2 separate regions of the Homo sapiens genome follow, and region 2 is linked to region 1. The links are chromatin loops, found by intact Hi-C in ENCODE. Cell type or tissue: spleen. All regions are shown on one strand. Links, peaks and the distances in the headings refer to the core of each region. The heading gives the core; the rest is flanking DNA. Region 1 overlaps SH2D7 (SH2 domain containing 7). Region 2 overlaps TBC1D2B (TBC1 domain family member 2B).

What was found. Hi-C counts contacts between places; a loop is a spot of excess contacts. Peaks named below come from ENCODE experiments on the same cell type or tissue, not always from the same donor. Only the 100,000 strongest peaks of a DNase experiment are listed, where the experiment ranks them.
Region 2: it touches region 1 in a loop (4-fold over the local background); 10 of 110 quality-filtered maps call a loop at or near these places.

Annotation. Positions count from the first base shown.
Region 1 is chr15:78,102,683-78,113,427 of GRCh38, forward strand. SH2D7 (SH2 domain containing 7) reads left to right here. Exons shown (of 6, transcript NM_001101404.2): 6 at 783-1,680. The coding sequence ends at 833. It overlaps CIB2 (calcium and integrin binding family member 2), which reads right to left. Exons shown (of 6, transcript NM_006383.4): 3 at 8,483-8,594; 4 at 6,553-6,700; 5 at 3,057-3,252; 6 at 1,924-2,650. The coding sequence ends at 2,629. Among named protein-coding and RNA genes, the nearest start is that of SH2D7, 15 kb to the left of the region's middle. RefSeq lists an enhancer at 1,346-1,415. In spleen, for the core only: CTCF peaks have their summits at 5,855 (motif pointing left) and 6,063; DNase peaks (open chromatin) are centred at 1,279, 2,609, 4,959, 5,809 and 3 weaker places; H3K27ac peaks cover 2,742 bases.
Region 2 is chr15:78,028,024-78,038,768 of GRCh38, forward strand. It overlaps TBC1D2B (TBC1 domain family member 2B), which reads right to left. Exons shown (of 13, transcript NM_144572.2): 4 at 1,984-2,147. Among named protein-coding and RNA genes, the nearest start is that of TBC1D2B, 44 kb to the right of the region's middle. RefSeq lists an enhancer at 6,397-6,456. In spleen, for the core only: no CTCF peak of the experiment used is centred there; a DNase peak (open chromatin) is centred at 6,628; H3K4me3 peaks cover 2,318 bases; H3K27ac peaks cover 7,025 bases.

The sequences.
Region 1 (10,745 bases), core at 950-8,949:
GGGTCTGATAAGTAAGGAAGAGAGGGGACCAGGAGTGTGGAGAGCGGTGGCCAGGAGTGGGGCTGGTTCAGGGTTCTCAGGGAGGCAGATGAACTCTCTGGAGCCCTCGGTCCCAACTACACTCTGCCTATACCCAGAGACAATAAAACCTGAGAGTCCCTTCCCCATGGGCAAGTCCTCTGATCTCAGTCAGGCACACGCGGATCTTCCTGCCTGGGCTCCTGGTGGAAAGATCTTCCTGGGAAGTGCTGACGGCTCCTCCCTCAGGGCAGGGCTGTGCCCACACACCCCATGGATAGCAGCCTTTGAGATCCTCACTCTCTGGGGACCACAGACCTGGCAGTGGAGACCCTCAGAAGCCACATCCCATGTCTGCTCTTTCCCTGCGGCTGCCCCATGTCCTCTCCCATCTCTGTGGGCCTGGGTACAGCTTCACCCCACCCTACCTCGGACACCAGTGCATCCTGAGGCCCCCAGCTGTGGGTCAGGGGAGACCAGGGCACTCCAGGGAGGTAAGGTGAGGCTCGCCACCCTTTCTACCCTCCTTCTTCCCCTTCTCTCCTTAGCCAGAAGAGGGTGAACCCTGCATCTGAAATTGGGGAGCTAAAGGTGGGATTTCGGGCACTGGGAGAGGCTTGTGGAATCAACTATCAGAATTCCAACCTGGCCTCATGTCCTAGGCTTGGGCCCCCAACCCAAGGTCAATGAGGGGTCCTCGGAGCCTGGGTCTTTCCCTCCCTGTCCAGCGACCCCAGGCCCCAGTATCTCCTCCTTCCTTGCAGCCTGACAAGCTTCGGAGGCTCTTCTTCACGTACAGGAAGCACAAATTCTGAGGGCCTGGCATCCGGCAGCCCACCAGTGGGTTTCCTGGTACCCAGGCCATGCCAGGGGTTATCGCAAAGGCCTCAGCTCACTTGAAGGCACCCTTTGGATCTTGAGACTCATCCAGCCTGCTACAGAACTAGGCTCCGAGACAGCCGAGGTGCCTGCCTGAGAGCAGGTGGAAGAGGACCTTGCAGGTGCCTGCAGCTCCTGGCTATGTCCTGCTTTCCTTGTGCCTCCCATCCATGCACAGGAGGGACTGGAGAGGAATGAGATTGGCCAAAGGCAGGGGTCACCACCCCCATTTCCCAGATAAGCATGCTGAGGCCCAGGCAGACTGACTGAACCTGCCTCCCACTACTGAGCACTTACCGAATGTGTGGCAGGCTGTGTGCTAGCACAGACACCTTTCTAACTGGCCAAGTGACATCATGCAATTGCTACCGAGAACAAAACCAGTTCCCCTCCTTGCGGCCCCATCAGCGAAAAGGAGGGGAGGGCCAGAAGCCACATCCTCTGCTTCAGGCCTCTTCGCTCCAGCTGTACCCTCAGGTCAGGCTGGCTCTTCCTGGAACTCTGTCCCTCAGGAAACTTCCTGTTTTGTGTGTCACTTCCCTTCCTATCCACATGTCCCCTTCTCTATAAGGGTGGACAGCTGGCTTGCTACCCCACTCCCAACAACCCCCAGGCCTGGGATGCAGAAAACAGGACTGATCATCTCCAGAGAGAACACCATACGTGCCCCTCCTCCCTGCCCTGACCCTGGGCAGAGCGGGCTCAGGTTGCATTTGTGGGAAATCTACTCTTAGTGACCACTTGGCTATGCAGCTTTTCCTGAAATATAGGCCTGTAAGAGTCCCTCCCTCCTTGGGGGTTTAAGGATTGAGACTGAAGCAACTGTCCCTGTGCCTGAGTGGTTAGCACTCCCAAATGTTAACCAGAGATACTGTCAGGGAATTCACGGAAGGTTCGGGGCATGAATGTGTTTTCCTCCCGATGGCACACGCACTGAAATCAAAGTTAGTGCCTAAAGCAGGAGGCACTGCCTAATGCCGAGAGGTGAGACACCAATGGTGGGATTTCAAGGATCAGAAGCAAAGGTACCCTCAAACATTTCCTAACATTAGCATACATGGAGAGCAAAGGGATGCAAAAGTGTTTTACTACCAGGAGTTCACAAATCTGTGGACAGCACACCAGTGAGGATTCCACGGTGTTGGGGAGGCAGGCAGGGTGGTACTCATGACCCAGAGGCAGAGACAGGAGCAAGAGCCCTTGGGCCCACTGCACCCACAGCTTCACATTGTGAAGGAGGCCGGGAGAAGGGGAACAGGCAGGGGTGGGAAGCAGCCCAACCTTGGGTTTTGGAAAAAGATTGCATAGCTCGTTAAAACCCTGACCTCTTTTTTTTTTTTCCGCTCTGTCCTGGGTGACCAGGGTGTCTGCCAGCACTTGGACACGTCAGACCCCACCACCTCCTGTTGGGTTATCTGCTTTTCCCTCTTTGGGGGGGTGGGGAGCATTTCTGGAGTAGGAAAGGACTGGGGCATGGGGCGGGGTGCGGAGGGCCTGGAGAGAGGCCATGGGTCCCGGGGCTGGACCACAGCGGGGCTGTGGGAAGGGTCCTAACCTTCACAGGCCCCCTTCCTGGTTAAGGTTTTTTTTTTGCTGAAAGGGCCACAGGATATATTTGTGGTGTAAACCCCAGAGGCTGCCACTGCTTTCCTGGGGAGCTTGGAGGCCACACCCATGTGACTGCAGGGCAGGATGGTGGACTTCTAGGCCCCTACAGCCTCGGCAGTGTCCTCAGATCCGGATGTGGAAAGTGCTAGAAAGAGAGAAAGGGCAAGAGAGGGTGAGAGGCCCTGGGTCGGGCAGGTAAAGGCTCCTCAGGGAAAAGCACAGCAGGCCCCAGCCCCATGCTGGACAGTGCCTCATTAGGGAACCCTGCATAGTGGATGCAGGTAATCAACACTGGGGGAAGACGGAGGAACAGCGGTGCCCAGGGAGTTCTGCCCCCACTTATCACTGAAGGGGCCCCCAGGTCTTCAACCTTCCCCCTGCAGGGGACAAAGGCCAGTCACACGTCTAGGGCAAGGGTGGCTTGAACGTGACCTCCTGCTTCCTGGCCGCACACCACTGCTCACAAATAGCGAGTGATAGGGGCCTCAGCCCCAACATCCCGGCCTGCCCTGCTCTGCCCTGCCCAAGCCCGGCCCCTGTAGTGGCAGCACCTGAGGAAGTCAGGGGCCTTGGCAATCATGTCCTCGAAGTCAGCAAAGCCCAGCTTGCCGTCACCGTCCAAGTCAGCCTCCTCAATGACCTTGTCGCACACAAGCACCACCTCCTCCTCATCCAGCTCTGACTTAGTGAGCCGGGCCAGCGTCAGCTCCAGGTCCTCCTTGCAGATGAAGTTGTCAGTGTTGAAGTCTGTAGGGCAGGGGTTGGACATGTTCAAGTCCAGGCTGCGTGCACCCAGGGACCCCTACACTATAGCTCTTCCTCCTAGCTGGCCCCACTACCTCCACCAGCTTCTGATGTCCCCAGAGCATCTCCATGCACACTCTTGGGATACTGGATCCCTGCCCCCAAGAGGGCTTACCCACCAGGCATCGCTTAAACACCCACATCCACCACCAACAACAACCCCACAATGACTAAACCACATCCTGAAGCAGGTCAAAAGTCCAAATCTGAGGTTTCCTGAGAACTTCAGGCTTAGGCCAGATAGCCCTTCCTGGCCTTAGCCCACAGTGGACCCAGTGTTCCCTTTAGACTTCTAGAGCTAAGGAAACTAAGGCCCAAAAAGGCCATGCGATTGAATCAAGGTGGGAGAGCCACTCGGAGATGGAGCAGGGATTCTGACTAGGGCCTATGGGACTCTAAGACCCATGTTTTCTAAACTGCACCCCGTTGCCTCAGTGGTGTGTGACCAGAAGACACGGTGGGTCAGGAGACTCAAAATCAAAAGACCCTTAGAGAGGGGCCTGTGCCTGGCCTTTGTGCACACAGAGCAGGGAACATGGTTTGATTCTACCCAGCAAAAGGCACTACCACTGCCCCAAAGCACAGCAAAATGGTTCAGAGGACCGAGCCATGCCTGGCCACATCAAAGTGAACTCTCTCTTCTTACATTTTGAGCCCAACTACCAGATCTGCGCATGTGCTGTTTCTTCTGCCTGGGGTCCCTTCCCAGCAAACTCCTGGTCATCCTTCAAATTTTGGCTCACACATCACCTCCCAGTGGCGGGGCTTTCTAGCGATAAGGGTCCTCTTCCCCGCAAATGAGCTTCTGTTGCCCATTGGCAAACTCTGACATTAATGGTAGTGACAAAGACCCATCATGTGAGCATTATATGCTCTTTCTCATTTAATTTTCAAAACAAAACTATGAGGCAGGCACAATTGAATCTCCACTATACACATGAAGAAACAGAGAGGTGGCCAGGCGCGGTGGTTCACGCCTGTAATCCCAGCACTTTGCGAGTCCGAGGTGGGTGGATCACGAGGCCAGGAGATTGAGACCATCCTGGCTAACACGGTGAAACCCCGTCTCTACTAAAAATACAAAAAAAAAAAAATTAGCCGGGCGTGGTGGTGGACGCCTGTAGTCCCAGCTACTCAGGAGGCTGAAGCAGGAGAATGGCGTGAACCCAGGAGGCGGAGCTTGCAGTGAGCTGAGATCGCACCACTGCACTCCAGCCTCGTTGACAGAGCGAGACTCTATCTCAAAAATAAAAAAAGAAACAGGGAGGTGAAAAGGAGAGGTACCTGCCTGAGGTCACATCCCGGTCATTGTTGGACCCTAGAGCCCAAGCTCTTGGGGTGACTCTGCCCTGTCTATCTCTGCAGAGGCCTGGGCACAACTCTAGGGTATGCGTCAGGGAGTATTCATCTCTGCCCATGGCATGGGACATAGCAAATCTCTGGAAAGATTTGCTGGCTGGCTGGCTGAATTCCTGTGGCCATTTAACCTGAGTAAACTGAGGCTCAGAAGTGAGATGATCATTGTTGCAAATGAGGCCCCAGGCCTCCCCAGCGCCAGACTAGGAGGGCCCTGGCTGCCTCTCCCCACTCCACCCCCAGCCTAGAGCAGCAAGGAAGCCACAGTTCTTCCATGTATTCCTGTGCCCACCCGGTCCATGCGATCTGCACGCCCCTGTCTTGGGCAGACAGCAGCCCGTCCCAGGAGCAATGCTATGGGGTCCAAGACCGGGCGGATGTTGGGTGGAATCTGAGAAGCTTTTTACATGAGCCATGTGGGCATAGTTTGTGGAGGGCAGACTGGCAGGTATTTTCTTTCTAATATGCAAGCAAAACGTGGGTGCACAGACAGAAACCAAAGTCCTCTGAAATAAACATGATAACTAGAAAGTGAAACGTCAGTCTGGGCGTGGTGGCTCACACCTGTAATCACAGCACTTTGGGAGGCCAAGGCAGGCAGATCACCTGAGGTCGGGAGTTCGAGACCAGCCTGACCAACATGGTGAAACCCCATCTCTACTAAAATTACAAAAATTAGCCAGGTGTAGTGGCGGGCACCTGTAATCTCAGCTACTCAGGAGGCTGAGGCAGGAGAATCGTTTGAACTTGGGAGGCTGAGGCAAGAGAATCGCTTGAACCCGGGAGGCAGAGGTTGCAGTGAGCCGAGATCACACGATTGCACTCCAGCCTGGGCGACAGTGGGACTCTGTCTCAAAAAAAAAAAAAAAAAAGAAAAGAAAAGAAAAAAGAAAGCAAAATGTCAGCCCCTGATAGGCCCTGCTGCCTTTGGGATCCAGTGTCTGATCAAACGTGCTGAGGACAGGAGCTTTGACCTTGACTCTTCAGGTCCAAGTTGGGTCCCAGCCCCTTCCTAGGCCTTAGGCATCTCAACTGAGGTCTATCTGAGGATTTGACACCAGTCCCCATGGGTCTGTCAGGCCAGCAGAGGGGGTGAGCTCGTGGGTATGAAGTTTTCTCCCTGTGGCTGTGGGAGAAGCATGAGTCCTTGGCTCATGAGTGCCCGCCGCCCTCTGGTGGCTGGTGAGACAGCCAGCCTGAGGGCAGAGCTGGGCGGGGTGAATCCAGGTGGCCCTACCTCAGGCAGTATTCGGGGGGGCTCCAGAGGCCCCCCTGCAGGCCTGGCCTTACCACCATGGCCTAGGCAGCCTCTCTGGCTCCTCCATTTTACACCTCAAAGCTGCTGAGTGATCCTTCTAGAAAACAGAGCTGCCCTTCCTCACTGGAAACCTTGCAGTGGCCCTGGTGTCTGGATCACTAGGTCCAAACTCTGTGGCTGGCTCCCACAGCCTGGCCCCAGATTCTCTCCAGACTCATACCGCCCCCTGTCCCACCACCTTCCAAGTTCCTCCCATCTCCTTATCAAGCTCTGCGCTTCCCTGTGTCTGCATGGGCTGCGCCCTCTGTCAGGTCTGCCAGCCCCCTCTTCTCCAGTCCAAGCCTCTGCTAGTCCCTGCTTAAAGGTCATGCCTGGGACCCCTCTCACACTAACCACCCGACCTGGGATGGGTGAGTCCCTCCCTCCTTCGTTCTCAGGACCCTCACAGATGTCTCTCAGGGACTGATCGTCTCCCTTGGCCACCCCACTGGACAGGCACTCTTCAGAGGACAGATCAGCTTCACTGTTCTTGGTGTCCCTAGGGCAGGAGCCAGTAGTAACCAGACAGCCTAAGGGCCCCACATGTTCCCCCACCGCATATTCAGGCCCCCTCCTCTAGCCCTGGTTACCATAGATCTTGAAGGCATAGTTTGCCTTGAGCTCTCGGGGAGCCGACTCGCAGAGCACGGAAAACATGTCCACAAAGTCGTTGAAAGTGAGGTTCCCCTCACCATCCTCGGAAAACGCCGCCACGATCCTTTCTTTGAAGGGATTCTCCTGAAGAAAACACACACAGCAATCACTGTGGGTGCAGGATAAGCAGGAGGGCCCCGGAGCCAGACTGTGGACAGCCTGTGTGACCCTGGAGGAGTGACCAAATCCCTCTGAGCCTCGGTTTCCCCATCTGTAAAAAGGGAATAATAATAACACCTTCTTAATTGGGTTGTGATGGGATTAAATGAGCTAAAGTATGTAAGGTGTTGGTACCAGGCCCGGCACATGTAAGAGCTCAGGAAGCATTCTACTGGGTCATGTCACATCATTAAGATGGGCACAGCCAGGGACAGTGGTGCACGCCTGTAGTCCCGCTATTTGGGAGACTGAGGTGGAGGAATCACTTGAGCCCAGGAGTTTGAGGCTTCAGTGAGCCATGATCGTCCCACTGCACTCCAGCCTGGGCGACAGAGCAAGACCATGTCTCCAAAAAAAAAAAAAAAAAAAAATGCTGAGCACAGCCAGTGTGTTATCACTGGAGGCACTGCCTCATCTGAAGCAGAAGCAGAAGCACAGATTCGTCCTGTTACCCAGAAGAGCACACAGAGGCTCTGCCTGGATGTGTAGGGCTCTGTCCCCAGCAGAAGAAGATGACAGCCCAGGGCACTGGTGGCCCTCAGCTCAGGCCGTGTCAGGCCAGGATCGTGGGAGGTGGATGTGGGGTCAGATAACTGGACCAGTCAAGCAGCAAGAGCCATACAGCCAGTTCAGGCCCAGGTCTGCTGTCACTCTGCTCCTGTGAATTCTCCCCTAGACCACCTTGGATGCTGCCTCTCCCAGGGAGCTGTACACGGATGCCTTCCTAGATCCCCAAATCACTCATCCTGCAGCCCTTCCATCCCAACTGAGCTAGCGCTTGGCTAGCGCCATTCCGTGCCCAGCCCAGGCCAGTGCGGGAGGCTCAGAGACAGACCACTTGGGTCCTACCCATGAGTGTCTCACCTGCTCCAGCAACCCTCTGAGCTTGCTCTTGAGCCCCTTGCTGGGCCAGACGGGGTGCTGGTCCAGGGCTGAGCCTGGGGCCCATTGTCTCTCAGGACTGAGGTCACAACCAGAGTGCAGGCCCCAAGTGGATGCCATATAGCACTCTGACTCCACCTTCAAGCCACACATCCCAGGCCTGGCAAGGGGCTACTGACGAAGTCCCACTGCAATGGGGAGTTGTGCCCCAAATGCCTTCTTAATGCTGAATGCACTTTACATATTATGGATAAGGAACTCATGAAACGAAACATTCAGATATATATGGTCTGAGGATCAGCAGCATCAGTCTCACCTGGGAACTTGCTCGAAAAGCAGAATCCTGACTCTACTCCACATGTACTGAGCCTGAATTGGCATTTGGACAAGATCCCTGGGGAGTTTAAAATTAAATTTTAACAGGTACGTTAAAGTCTGAGAAATGATGCTATGGATGACCACCATGCTGACCTCAGTGAGAAGCCACAGCCAGACAACGGGGAGACAGAAAAGTTATCTAACAAAGCAGACACAGGTCTGCCAACTACAGCAGGCTTGGGGCCACTTAACAAAGGGACAAGCAAATGAGCACAAGCCCATGGCCTGCAGTTGGGTGGCCACTGATGTACAGCACCCTTACAGAGCCCACATAGCTTATTTATTCAGAGTACAGATGAGGAAACTGAGGCACAGAGAGGTTCTGTGATCTGCTCAGAGCCACGCAGACACAAAGGGTGGAGCTGGGTTCAGCCTAGACCTGGGGGCCTCTGCTGCTGGTCCAGAGGCACAGATCCCCTGCTCGCCAGCAAGAGGTCCTGCACATACCCGGAGCTCTGGCATCTGGATGATGAGGCTCATGGGCACGTGGACGATGGGGCTCTTCCTGTAGTCCATTGGGACGAGGTTGGGGGCCAGCTCATAGAATCGCGAATGCAGCCTTGGAGGAAAGCAGAGAAAAAGCGCTGGAGGGGGTGCCATCCCTAAGCCCCAGCAGCCCGGTGCTGTCCTGCCTAGGCCTCTGCCTCTGCAGAACATCCTCAGCCAGGACCAGGTAAGGGGCCAATGGGAGGCTCTCTGCTCTGCCCACAGGGTGTGAAGTTGGGAGGGAGGTGAGTTCTGCCCAGACCTCTGTGCTGATAACCAGGTTGTGTCCAGGCCTCCCTATTTCCACCACACCCACCCCATCAGCACCACCACCATCACTCCTTGGGCCTGGGTCCAAATCTTTTAATTTTTTCTCCTTTGGGCTCTCATAAGGGTTTTCTATGCTCAGGATACTGTGCTAAGCACTTAACACATCACCTAATTTAATCCTCCTCCACATCACTGTGCAGACAGATGCATCCTGACCCCAGCTTACTGCTCAGCAAACAGGGCTGAAGAGGTTAAGAGTGATTTGTCTAAGGCCACATAACTAGGGAGCATCAAGGGCCATGGGTTGAGCCCAAGATGGGAAATCCAAGCAGAAACTCTTAGCCACTCTTCCCCCTTACACTCCTGAGGGTCCATCAAAGCCTGGGCCCACTTCGTGGCCCCACCACCCCAACTTAAGCCCTGAGGGTTGGGTCTCTCTGGGAGAGCTCTCAGCAGTCCTCACACCCTCAGGAAGCCCCTATGAATGGGTCACCCATAAACTCTCTAACTGGGGGCCATCGGGACCCAGGCTGCTACCCTGGTGGGCCTGGCCCTCCCTCCTCACTGATGGGTCAGGTCCCTAGCTCCTGTCCCAGCCTCCAGGAAATCAAGCCCACCTCAACAAGCTGCATGGACCCTCAAAGGTGTAAGGCATCCTGGCACTGTCTCACTTGGAAGCTCCCTTCCTCCCCGCCCCCTGCCCATTATTCAGTCTTTCTTTGCCCTATGTCCACTTGTCCAGGTCCCTGTCATCCCAGAGAATAGCCCCCCATCCCAAGACAGGTACAAATTGTATTTAGATGACATTGTGAGCTGCATGTGGTGGCCTATGCCTGTAAACCCAGTGTTTTGGGAGGCTGAGGTGGGAGGACCACTTGAGGCCCAGAGTTTGAGACCAGCCTAGGCAACACAGCAAGACCCTGTCTCTACAAAAATGAAAAAAAAATTAGCTGGATATCGTGGCTCAGTCATAGCTACTTGGGAGGCTGAGGCTGGAGGATCACTTGAGCTTGAGCCCAGGAGTTGGAGGCTGCAGTGAGCTATGATTGCCCCACTGCATTCCAGCCTGGGCAACAGAGCGAGACCCTGCCTCTAAAAACAAAAATTGTGTCCATTAAGTGCTGCCATGGGTGGGACAAGTGTAAGGGGCATTGACTGTGGGCTGAGGTAGGTAACCTGCCTAAAGTGATGTCCTAGGCTGCTGGTGAATGGATTAGGTATGACCCTGTATCTCCCAGGCTTGGGCCGGCCCTGCCACCCCCAAAGCCAGATCAGCCCAGGTCTCCTTTTAAGTGGCTTGACCCTGTGACACACCCCAGGCCCACCTTTATCAAGCCATTCAGCACAGCCACCCAACCTTCCTTGGGTTCTACCAGTTCTTGTGGTCCTGCTGCCTACTGTCCTTAGCAAGGCACCTGACTACTTACCCAGCTCAAACAGATAATAACACCAGCTATCGTTTAGCAAGTGCTTACTCTGTGCCAGGCCCTGAACTAATCTTCTCTGTGGATTGCTTTACTTATTTTAATCCCCAAATCACCCTGAGAGGTAGATATTAGTCTCCCATTTTCAGGTAGGGAAAACTGAGGCTCAAGAATCAAGTGTCTTCCCCATCCTACACAGCCAATGAGCAGTGGGAACAGGACTTGAACCCAGGACCTCTGGACACCAACCACTTGGCTCCTCCCTGCAAGTCAAGCCCTGGTAAGCACATCATCTGCTGGTTCAGAGCCTGTCCAGGGCAAATGAACAGTAAAATGCCACATGCCCACTTTGCCAGTCGCACATTCCTATAAAAGGGTCTGAAATTACAAGGATGTGCCATGACTTGGAGACAGAGCAGGAGGGGAAAACCCCTAAACTTGTACTTTGGGTGGGAGGAGGCTCAGCAAATGCCAGGGCGGTGGGATCAAGCTGAGACTCTCCACAAGAGGGCACTCAAGGACTTTCTTTG
Region 2 (10,745 bases), core at 1,700-9,699, 74 kb before region 1:
TCCTTTCCTAAGTGCTTACTCTCGCAATAAAGGTTTCCTCAAATCCTGCACCCTATTCCTGCTGGCCCATGCTAGAATCAGGCATAAGGTGGAATTTCAAAATTACTTATTGTTATTTTATGTTTAAAACATCAATATTCTCCTAATGAATTAATAAATCTAGGACTGTGGCCAGGCACGGTGGCTCATGGCTGTAATCTCAGTACTTTGGGAGACCGAGGTGGACAAATCACCTGAGGTCAAGAGTTCAAGACCAGCCTGGCCAACATGATGAAACCCTGTCTCTACTAAAAATAAAAAAATTAGCCAGGCATTGTGGTGGGCACCTGTAATACCAGTTACTCAGGAGGCTGAGGCAGAATCGCTTAACCCGGAAGGCGGAGGTTGCAATGAGCCGAGATCGCGCCACTGCACTCCACCCTGGGTGACAGAGCGAGACTCCGTCTCAATAAATAAAATAAATAAATCTAGGATTGTAAATGAATGTTAAAAGCATCAGGCAAAAAGGCTGATGGAGAATTTTATGAATGAATCAAGATGACAACGCTAAATCCTGATCAATCTTAATATCAAAAGAGAGAAACCAGACATGATGTGGCTTCAGATGCGATACGATAGGAAGCACGCAGCATCTCCCCACCAAAACAGCATTCCTGTCGAATCAGAAGTCAACCCTGAATCTGGGCAGGCCTCCGGCTCTAACTGCCCGTATACAGGAATTACATGGGACAGAGAAGCATGTTAAATGACCCCACAGAAATACAATCAGCAAACCCAGATGTGGGAGACTCCTCAGCACGAAGACCTGGTTTCTTCAACAAATGTGGCAAAGGAGGGGGAAGGGAAAAAAAGCCAGGGAGCTGTTTAGATTAAAAGAGACCTAAGAAGACATCAATTAAATACAATGTGTGGGTCTTGTTTGAATCCTCATTTGAACAAACTGGCTGTAAACAGACACTTAGGGAACAATTAAGGAATTAAATAATACTAAGGATTTATTGTAACTGTAAATATAATAAAGAAGTTGTGGTTATAATTTTTTTTTTTTTTTGAGACAGAGTCTCGGTCTGTCACCCAGGCTAGAGTGCAGTGGCGCGATCTCCACTCACTGCAAGCTCTACCTCCCAGGTTCACGCCATTCTCCTGCCTCAGCCTCCCAAGTAGCTGGGACTACAGGCGCCCCCCACCACGCCCAGCTAATTTTTTTGTATTTTTAGTAGAGATGGAGTTTCACCATGTTAGCCAGGATGGTCTCGATCTCCTGACCTCGTGATCTGCCCACCCTCAGCCTCCCAAAGTGCTGGGATTACAGGCGTAAGCCACCACGCCTGGCCAGTTATAATTTTTCTAAAAGAGTCATTATCTCTTAGAGGTACATACTATAGCATTTGCAGATGCAGTTGCAGATTGCAATTAAATAATATTAAGGATTTATTGTAACTATAAATATAATAAAGAAGTTGTAGTTATAATTTTTTTAAAGAGTCATTATCTCTTAGAGATACATACTGAAGTATTTGCAGATGCAATGGATTAATGCCTACAATAATAATCCAGCTGACAGTGGGTGCAGGGAGGTGCAGGAGCTTAGAGACGGAGAAGGAAGAAGAGAGACCATAGTTCACATTGTAGAAGCTGGATGATGTGTGTACACCAGAATTCATGAGACTATATTCTCTTTTGTGTACATTTCAAATTTCTATAAAGTTTTTTAAAATCAGTATTTCCATAAAGAGGATCATGACTTCCAAGTCTGCTATCTCCCTCAAAAAACTGAGCCATTGGACTAGACAGTCATTTATTTCTTATAACGTTTATTAAATAATTTTTTAAGCCTTTATGTTTTAAGTCCGACAAAGAGAATGCAAGCCCCCATTGGTCCTTATGCTTCTCGAAATACCTGCTAATAATGTGTCTCCACATCACTGGTGGTTAACAGATGGCAGTACAGAGAATGACAGACAACAGGAAGTACATTGATACCTTTGTTTCCTTCAGGGGTCAGCTTCTTCTTTTCTTCCTGTACTATGGACTCCTCTAGGTCCTTAGGGGTTGGGTCTAAAAGTTCCCACTCTTCATTGGTATAAAACACAGTCCTCCGACTATCATTATGTCCTCTCCCAGGACGGAAAGAAGACATCGAATTCCTGTTGGGAAAAACAATATGTGTTATTAACAAAAACAAAAGTAAAACAAAACGTAATCTCATGTATATAGGATTGGCAAAAATTTAAATATCTAATGATACCAAATGTTGGTGAGGATACGGAGAAATGGGGATTCCCTTTTTTTTTTTGAAATGGAGTCCCCCTCTGTCACCCAGGCTGGAGTACAGTGGTGCAATCTTGGCTCACTGCAACCTCTGCCTCCTGGGTTCAAGCAATTCGCCTGCCTCAGCCTCCCTGAGTAGCTGGGATTACAGGCTGCACCACCATGCCCAGCTAATTTTTTTTTTAATTATTTTTAGTAGAGATGGGGTTTCACCATGTTGGCCAGGCTGGGCTCGAACTCTTGACCTCAAGGTGATCTGCCCACCTCGGCCTCCCAAAGTGCTGGGATTACAGGCGTGAGCCACCTCACCCAATCGAAATGGGGATTCTTATACACTGCTGGTGGGATTATAAATTGATACTATTACCATGCAGAGGAACTCAGCAAGGTACTGTTAAGTTGAAGAGGTGCCTACCCCTAACACCCAGTATTTGCTAAAAGAAATTCTTACATATGTGCACAAGGAGACACAAGCAAAAACATTCACTGCAGCATTGTTCATATTAGAAAAAAATAAAAAGGTACAACAACCTAAACATTCATGAACAGGAGAATAAACTGTGGCATATTCATATAGTCAAGTACTATACAGCACTTAAAATTAACTCATTCATCCACCAATTATTGATTGAGCCTACAACATGCCAGGCAATATTCTAGATGCTTGGAATATCCCAGTGAACAAAACACAGCAAGATTATTATTCTTGTGGAATGTACATTTCAGCCAAAGCTATACGTATCATAGGGATAAACATTTTTTAAACACTGAAAGAAAAAGAAAATGGAAGAATTATAGGTACAGCATGATACTGTTTTACACCTTCAGATTATACTATTAACAGAGACTACTTATGGATACATATATATGTAGCAAAACTATTTTTTTAAGTCCACACATAAATTACAATTATCAAATACAGAATATTGGCCACCTCTGTAAAGGTAAAGAAGAATAGGATCAAGAAGAGAGGATTTAGCCAGGTGCCATGGCTAATGCCTGTAATCCCAGTACTTTGGGAGACTGAGGTGGGCATATCACCTGAGGTCAGGAGTTTAAGACCAGCCTGGCCAACATGGCGAAACTCTGTCTCTACTAAAAACACAAAAATTAGCTGGGTGTGGTGGTGCACACCTGTAGTCCCAGCTACTCGGGAGGCTGAGGCACAAGAATCACTTGAACCTGGGAGGCGGAGGTTACAGTGAGAAGAGATCACCCCACTGCACTCCAGCCTGGGCGATAGAGCAAGACTCTGTCTCCAAAAAAAAAAAAAAAAAAAAAGAGAGAGAGAGAGGATTTTAGTAAAGTTCTGTTTTTAAAAATGCAGTGGAAATATGACAAAACTATAAAAATGAGTCATGGCTATCTGAGTAATCAATATACTTGTCTGTGTGCTAAAAATATTTCATTAAAAGTTTTAAAAAGTAGGTTAAGATTTCTGCTTCCAGTGAAGATGGAATAACAAGGACTAGATTTACCCTCCCCGGTGAAAACTAAAGAACTGAAAAAAAAATTAAAAATACAGGAAACCATGGTTTTTGGATATTGGCCATCAGGCAGCACAGGACACTGATCCTGAGAGAGGGAAAGCCAATGAGGTAAGCCCACCTTACTGCCTGGAGACAGTTTCCAGGCCAGGCTGCAGGCAGGGAAAACCCAGGAGGAGCCCAGCATCTCTCTGAGATGAGAAGATAGAGTGGAGACTCTCAAGGCAGTTGCAGCTCATAGAGCAGAGTACTAGAGAGAAGAGAGCTGCACAGAGGGAGTGTCACAGAGATCTTAGATGGTATCCCCAAGTCTTCAACCGAGTACTGATTGTGGCTTCGATGTAAGAAAGCTATCCGAGGACAGGGAGAGAACCAACTGAGAGAAGCAAAGGAAACCATCCCTGAGCCTCACACGGGACCGGGAATAGTGCCTAGTCTCACCAGTCAGAGTGGAAAACCTCATAATTCACAGGGCATCAGAAAGATTACTGAGAAAGGCTACTGATGGTATCCCTAAAGCCTGTGCTCATCCTACCAAGCAAAGCTTAAAAGCAAACTTCAAAAGGATCAAACTGTTCCAGAGTCATTTAATACATCCGAGAACAAAGCCCAATAATATTTATAGCAATAAAAAAAATATATATATATATATCCAGCACACAAAAAGGTAAAATTCACAACATCTGGTATTCAATTTTAAAAATGACCAGGCATGCACGAAGTGGGAAGTACAAGTCACAATGAGGAAAAAAAATCAATCAACAGAAACAGACCAGAAACAACAAAAGATAAAATTAGCAGACAGGGACTCTAAAAGTTATAACTGTATTCTTTATGTTCTAAAAGCTAGAAAAAAAAGAATAAACATCTTAGAGACATAGAAAATTAAAAAAAAAAGATTTAAATAAAATTTCCAAAGATAAAACTACAATGCCTACGATGAAAAACATGCTAAATGGGAACAAGAGCAGAGTAGGTATTGTGGAAGGAAAGACTAGAAAATTGGATGACCCTGCAATAGAAACAACCTAAAACGAAACAGAAATATGACCTAAAATGAAACAGAAAAACAACAAATGAAAAAAAGGAAGGATGGATGGACCAATGAGTCGGTCACTGAAGGGGACGAGAAGGGGAAGAGATGGAATAAAAGTATGTGAAGAAATAATGACCAAAAATTTTTCTAAATCTGATGTAAACCATCAATCCACAGACAAAAGAAGCTCAACAAACTTCAAGCACAAAAATCATGAAGAAAACTGTATCAAGGCATATCATAATCAAATTGCCTAATACAAATAATATTTAAAGTTTTAAGTATAACCCTAATTTGCAAAAGAAATAAAGGAAGTCAAATTTTTATAGTTAAACTGTCAAAAGGTAAGAGGCATGTGTTCATTATGAAGAGACATCTTAATTCATTTGAGCAGTCGGTAAGTGGAGTGCTGAGGAGAGGACATGCTCACATGAACCACCTTACTTATACGCACACACATACATACTTATATTCTCTTACTTAATAGACCCATCCTTATCCCTAAAGCAATAAAAGGAATAAAATACGAAAACACCAAACAATATAGGTAAGTCTCCAAAAACGTTAAGTGAAAGAAGACACACAGGAGACTATAAGGAGTATGATTCCATTTATATAAAAATTTTTAAAACTCAAAGCTATAGTGACGGAAAGCGGATCAGAGGTTGCCCAGGGCCGGGTATTAAGGGAAGGGATCAACCGCAAAGGAACGTGAAGGAATTTTTAAAGGTGTAGAAATGTTCTATTTTTCTTTATTATGGAGGTGTTTACATCGCTGTGTATAATTTCTTAAATTCATCAGCCTATTCACCTAAAATAGGTGAACTTATTGGAGGTAAATTATAACTCAATGAAGTTATTAAAATAAACATGCAAATAAATAAGGAAGAGGAAGAAATGTATCATTTGGTGTTTTCTGAGGTGGATTAAAGGAAAGGGGGGAAAAGGTGGCTTTACCTCTAGTTTGAATCAGACAGATGATATTCTCATGTAAAACAGTCATTTCTCAATGTGTTTTTTAAAGCATATCATTTTTCCTTTTTACTTGTACTTTAAACATTCAGAAGAATACAGAGAAATTATATAACACGCTTATGTTCTCATCACGCTATCACAGTATATGGATGTATGGCCTTTGGCTAACTGCTTTAACAAAGAGTCACCAGAAACCAGCAATTATGCCTGTTTAGAACTGACACTCACTTTCTCATAGTTTATTTACTTAGGACCAACACGGAGCTGGTAAACGACGTATAGCATCTTGCACGTGCTATTTATTTCCTGTCTCTTCTAGAGCCTGGCACTGTGCCACACATCTTCACAGACAACTGCATAGAAGGATTCTAGTCAATTCCCCATGGTAACCCAATGAGCAAGATACTGTATAAAGTCTGATTTTATAAAAATTATAAAATTGTAGAGAAAACTATTTCAAAATAGCTGCTCAAAAAGAAAACTCTCACAAATGCTGGCTATACTTCTGTTCATTTTTTTGACATGACTGGTTCATCACTTCACAGGGCACTGGGACACCGCTGGACCCACTGCACCATGACTTTTCAGTGGCCCTGCCTACAGCAAGGATCTCACAGGAGCCTTCCCTCAGGTGGCATGTGACTACCACCACCGTCAATTTTAGGAGTTAAATTCTCCTTACCATTTGCCCTAGCTGTCAAACTGTGCTCCTCAGCTCTGGTTCCTAAAGGGTGAATGCAGGAAAGAGAAATAAGAGCAGGGACACCCCCACACGGCCTGGGGAGAGAGAACAGTAATTTCAGTGACTTAGAACTGCCACACACCCTCCTTCCTCCCACCGCGGTTTTGGGTTTCCAGCCTGTTGCAAGCCTGAGTCGTACGCTGCCGTGCTCTCACCTGCAGCTGAGGGACAGCCTTGCTGGAGGTGCGGTGCTACTTGTCAAGTCCTGGATAAGAGAGAAATGGAATCAGGCTCAAAGTGAAAGCCTCTTGAAGCTGAAACAGTATATAGCCAATTCCTGTTTTTGCTCTTATGTGGCAAAACCCAATTCTAGGACTGTGCAACAAGGGGGTCATTACAGTGCAGACTTCTCAGACACACTCACCCTGTCTGCTCTGGCCCACAGAGGCCTCGGTGGCAACTACGTGTCCTGCCTGTGTACTCCATGAGGAGTTCACAGCTGGTTTAAATGGAGGCGTTTTTTTAGCTGGTGTTAGAGGCTGTTCTATGACAGTATTTGCTGTTTAAAGACCGCAGTCTCATTTGACAGATCTTTGAGAGGCCTACTGTGTTCTCCCAGGCAGCGTGCCAGGTGCCCACCTATAAACACTCAGCTGCTCTGATCTGAAATAGAAAGTGAGGCACCACGAAGCAGCAAAACAGCACCTTGTCAGGGGCAGTGGTCAGCCTGAGCTTTTTAAAACAAACACCAGCAATCTGTATCATCGTTAAGAAAACCTCTTTCCGGTGGAGGTCTGCACAGTTTAAAATGTCTAACTAAAACAGTAATAACTCGTTCGACATTCGTTTGGATTCTGATAACAAGCTAGAATTTACAAGTTGACAGAATTGTTGGGAAATGTTCCATCAAATTTCTTCCAAGTTAACCCCTCCACAAACCGCCTGCACAGCCAGGTTTCAGGCAAAACCACAACCTCTTCAGCAGGTGGACGACACTGCCAAGGCAGAGGTTTGCACTTGCCAGGACTTTGTGCACAGGAGGGAAGCAGGCTACCACTGCTTCCAGCTCCTTCCCTCCCTCCAGACTACAGGCCCTGTTAAGGGAAACAAAGGTGGCGGGGCAGGGAGGAGGTTGTGTGGGGGGGTTTCCTCTGACTGGCAACAGCCATCTCAATAAAGCTGACTCAGTATTTCCTCCTCTACAAATTAATTCCTCAAATATATTCTCACAAGGGCACAGAGACGTATGTACAAGAATATCAGAACAATGCTATTTGAAATGACAGAAAAGTAGAAACAAGCAGATGTCCATGGCTAGGAAACTGCTTAAATAACTTAGGGCACATTCCTATAACCGAATTCTGTTAGAACAAGAGCTCTAGTAAGGGCTAACAAGTTTGGACATTCCAGATAAGTGCCTATATAATGTGTCAGCTCAAAGGGGCATGGCAGGTGGCCCTACACTCTCCACCACTGCTGACCCCTCCTGACCCATCTGCTGGTGAGAGCACAGCTTTGGTGCAAGTGGGCCTCATGACATGGTAAATACAGATAAGCCATGTCTGAGCGAAGAGTGAGCATTCTAAGTCCCTGAAGTAGCTATGCACTGACATAGTGGATACTGTACAATCCCTCTAAGTCACATACACACAGAGCGAAGTTCAGGGTGCAGACATAAGTACCTTCAGTTCTAGTGGTGACTTCTGGGAAGTGGACTTAAAAGGACTTTCATTTTTAACTGTGTACCCCTCAGCAATGATTGATTTTTCTTTTTATACGCATGCACGCTTATTGCAATGAAGTACAAACACACAACTAAGAAGGCAGGCCAAATGGGGAAGCTGTCAGGTGGCAGGCCTGCAAGCCAGGTCACTTGCTATGGTTTGAATATCTCCTCCAAAACTCATGTTGAAATGTAATAATCATTGTGACGGTATTAAGAGGTGGGACCATTAAGAGGTGATTAGGCCATGAAGGCTCAGTCTTCACGAATGGATTAACACCGTTATCTGGGGAGTGGGCCTAGATTCAACTACAGAAGAGGAGACAGCAATGTGGCCAAGGAAGCAGTGATTTAGAGCAAGGCAGCCACAGGCCAAGGAATACCAGCAGCCACCAGAAGCTGAAGGAGGCCAGGAACTAACTCTGCCCTGGAGCCTCTGAAGAAAGCAGTCCTGCCAACACCTTAACTTAGGCCTAGTGAAGCTGAGTTTGAATTTCTGGCCTCCCAAACTATCAAACAATAAATAGGTGCTGTTTTAAGCCACCAGTGTTATGGTCACTTGTTATAGCAGCCAGAGCAAATTAACACAATTACTCTCTAGTAAGCTATCGTCCTTCAAACCAAGGACTTCGAGAGGCTGCTTTCTGTTGTGGTCCAGGCTTCAGCTGGCATTCAAGTTTGGAGCATTAACGTCCAAAGTCAGAATATATTTACTTCTGATATGATGTCTTTTGGTCTTGAGGACCTGGAAAGGTGTCATCAGAAAGACAGTTTCCAAAATACTCTAGACATTTACCTGGACAGATGAGTACATCACCCTTCCAATTTTAAGACATCAGAGCAAACACCTAATAAACATGCACAGCCTCAAAGAAACCAAACATCTAAGAAACAATATTCTTACTGTAGAACTTTCAGACAGGTACAGCTCCACAGGTTCCCTACTGTCCAAAGGGCAGACACCCCCACCCCTTCACCCTGGGAGTCCCTGGCCTCCTCAGCTCCTCTTCTATCCTCACCCCCTTAGCACCCTACGCACCTGGCACCAGAACCCATGCCACTCTTGAGACACACCCTGTTCTGACTTCCTTGCCTCTGCATGGGTGTCCTTGCACTTGCATTCCCCTTTGGACAGTCCCTCTCCATCTCTCAAGCCCTTTAAGCCAAAACTCATCTTCACAGCAAAACCATCACCGGCCTCTCCCACAACCCACACTGCAAAGAATAAGCACTTCTTCCTGGTGTGCCCAGGTAGGCCGTGACATACTGGGTTCAGCCTTGAACCGCACCCTACAGCCCCTGTGGCAGGACTCACGGGCTCGCCTGCCTGTCTTCCTGAAGAACCTTAAACAGCTGACAGCGGGGAGGGACAGCCTCTTACCCAAGGGAACATCCTCAGCCCCATCCCATAGTGGAGGGGAGAGGAAGATGCAGCAGGGTGGGAGGGAGGGCCAGCTGCCCAGCCAGGCAGTCCTGCAGAACGGGCTTCTCAAATGCAGGTGATGACCCACTGGGGGCCAGGACATCAATTAAGGAGTGAGGAAATCAATTTTGAGGGTCATGACAAGCATTTTTTTAGTATTAGAAGAGAAAATACTACTTAGCTTTACTACATGTAGCAGTGGAATTTTTCTTTCAGTTTTATTTACATAACAACAGTATACATTTACATACAAAGATGTGTATTTTCTGCTGTCAGTTCCCAGTCAAAAAAGTGAACAATGCTGTGTCAGAAGGTAACATCCTGCCCAGGAAGCCAAACAGAAAGAAAAGTGCTGAGAGGAACTGTCGTCCTGCTAGGGAAGGGAGTGTGGCACAAGGGCAGGTGGGTGTGGGCAGACCCCCCCACGAGTATAAAGGGCAGAGGATGAGAAGCCCCCAAGCAGCGGGAGCAAGAGCAGCAGAGCAACTCTGCCCCTGGAAGGGTCTGGAGCCTTCCCTCATCACTCTTCCTCAAGTCGGTGCTGGACACCCACCATGAGCCAGGCAGTGTGAGGTGCTGGGGTAAACCAGAGACAAGACAGATAGGGTCCCTGCCCCATGGAGCTCCCAGCCTTGCAAGAGAGCTGGACCACAGACAAGTACACAAAGAAATACAGAAACTACAGGGCTATGAAGGAGAAGCACGGCAGTGAGGAGTGGGAGGAACAGAGAAGGCTTCTCTGAAGAATGAGCAGAAGTAACCAGAGAAGACAGAGCCCTCCCTGCAATGGGACAGCCTGAGGCAGGGCCTGTTGGGAAGACATACACCTGAAGAACTGAAAGAAGTCAAGTGGGCCTGCAACAGAGGAAATGACAGGGGTCAGACCCCACGGGACCCTGAAGGCCATGTTCAGCAGCACAGCCTTCAGCCTAAGGCAATGAGAAGCCTCTGAAAGGCTGAGGCAGTCGATTGAATTGATTCAGGTCCCTTAGAATTGGGTCCCTGCAACAGGTGGACCCAGCACAGGCACAGGATGCAGACAGGTGCCCTTCCTCAGCCCCCAACTCTAAATACAACCGGAGACATGGCCCAATTGCTCCCTTGGTGGCCCTGGACAAGACATTAAAGTTCTCTGAGCCTCAGCTTGC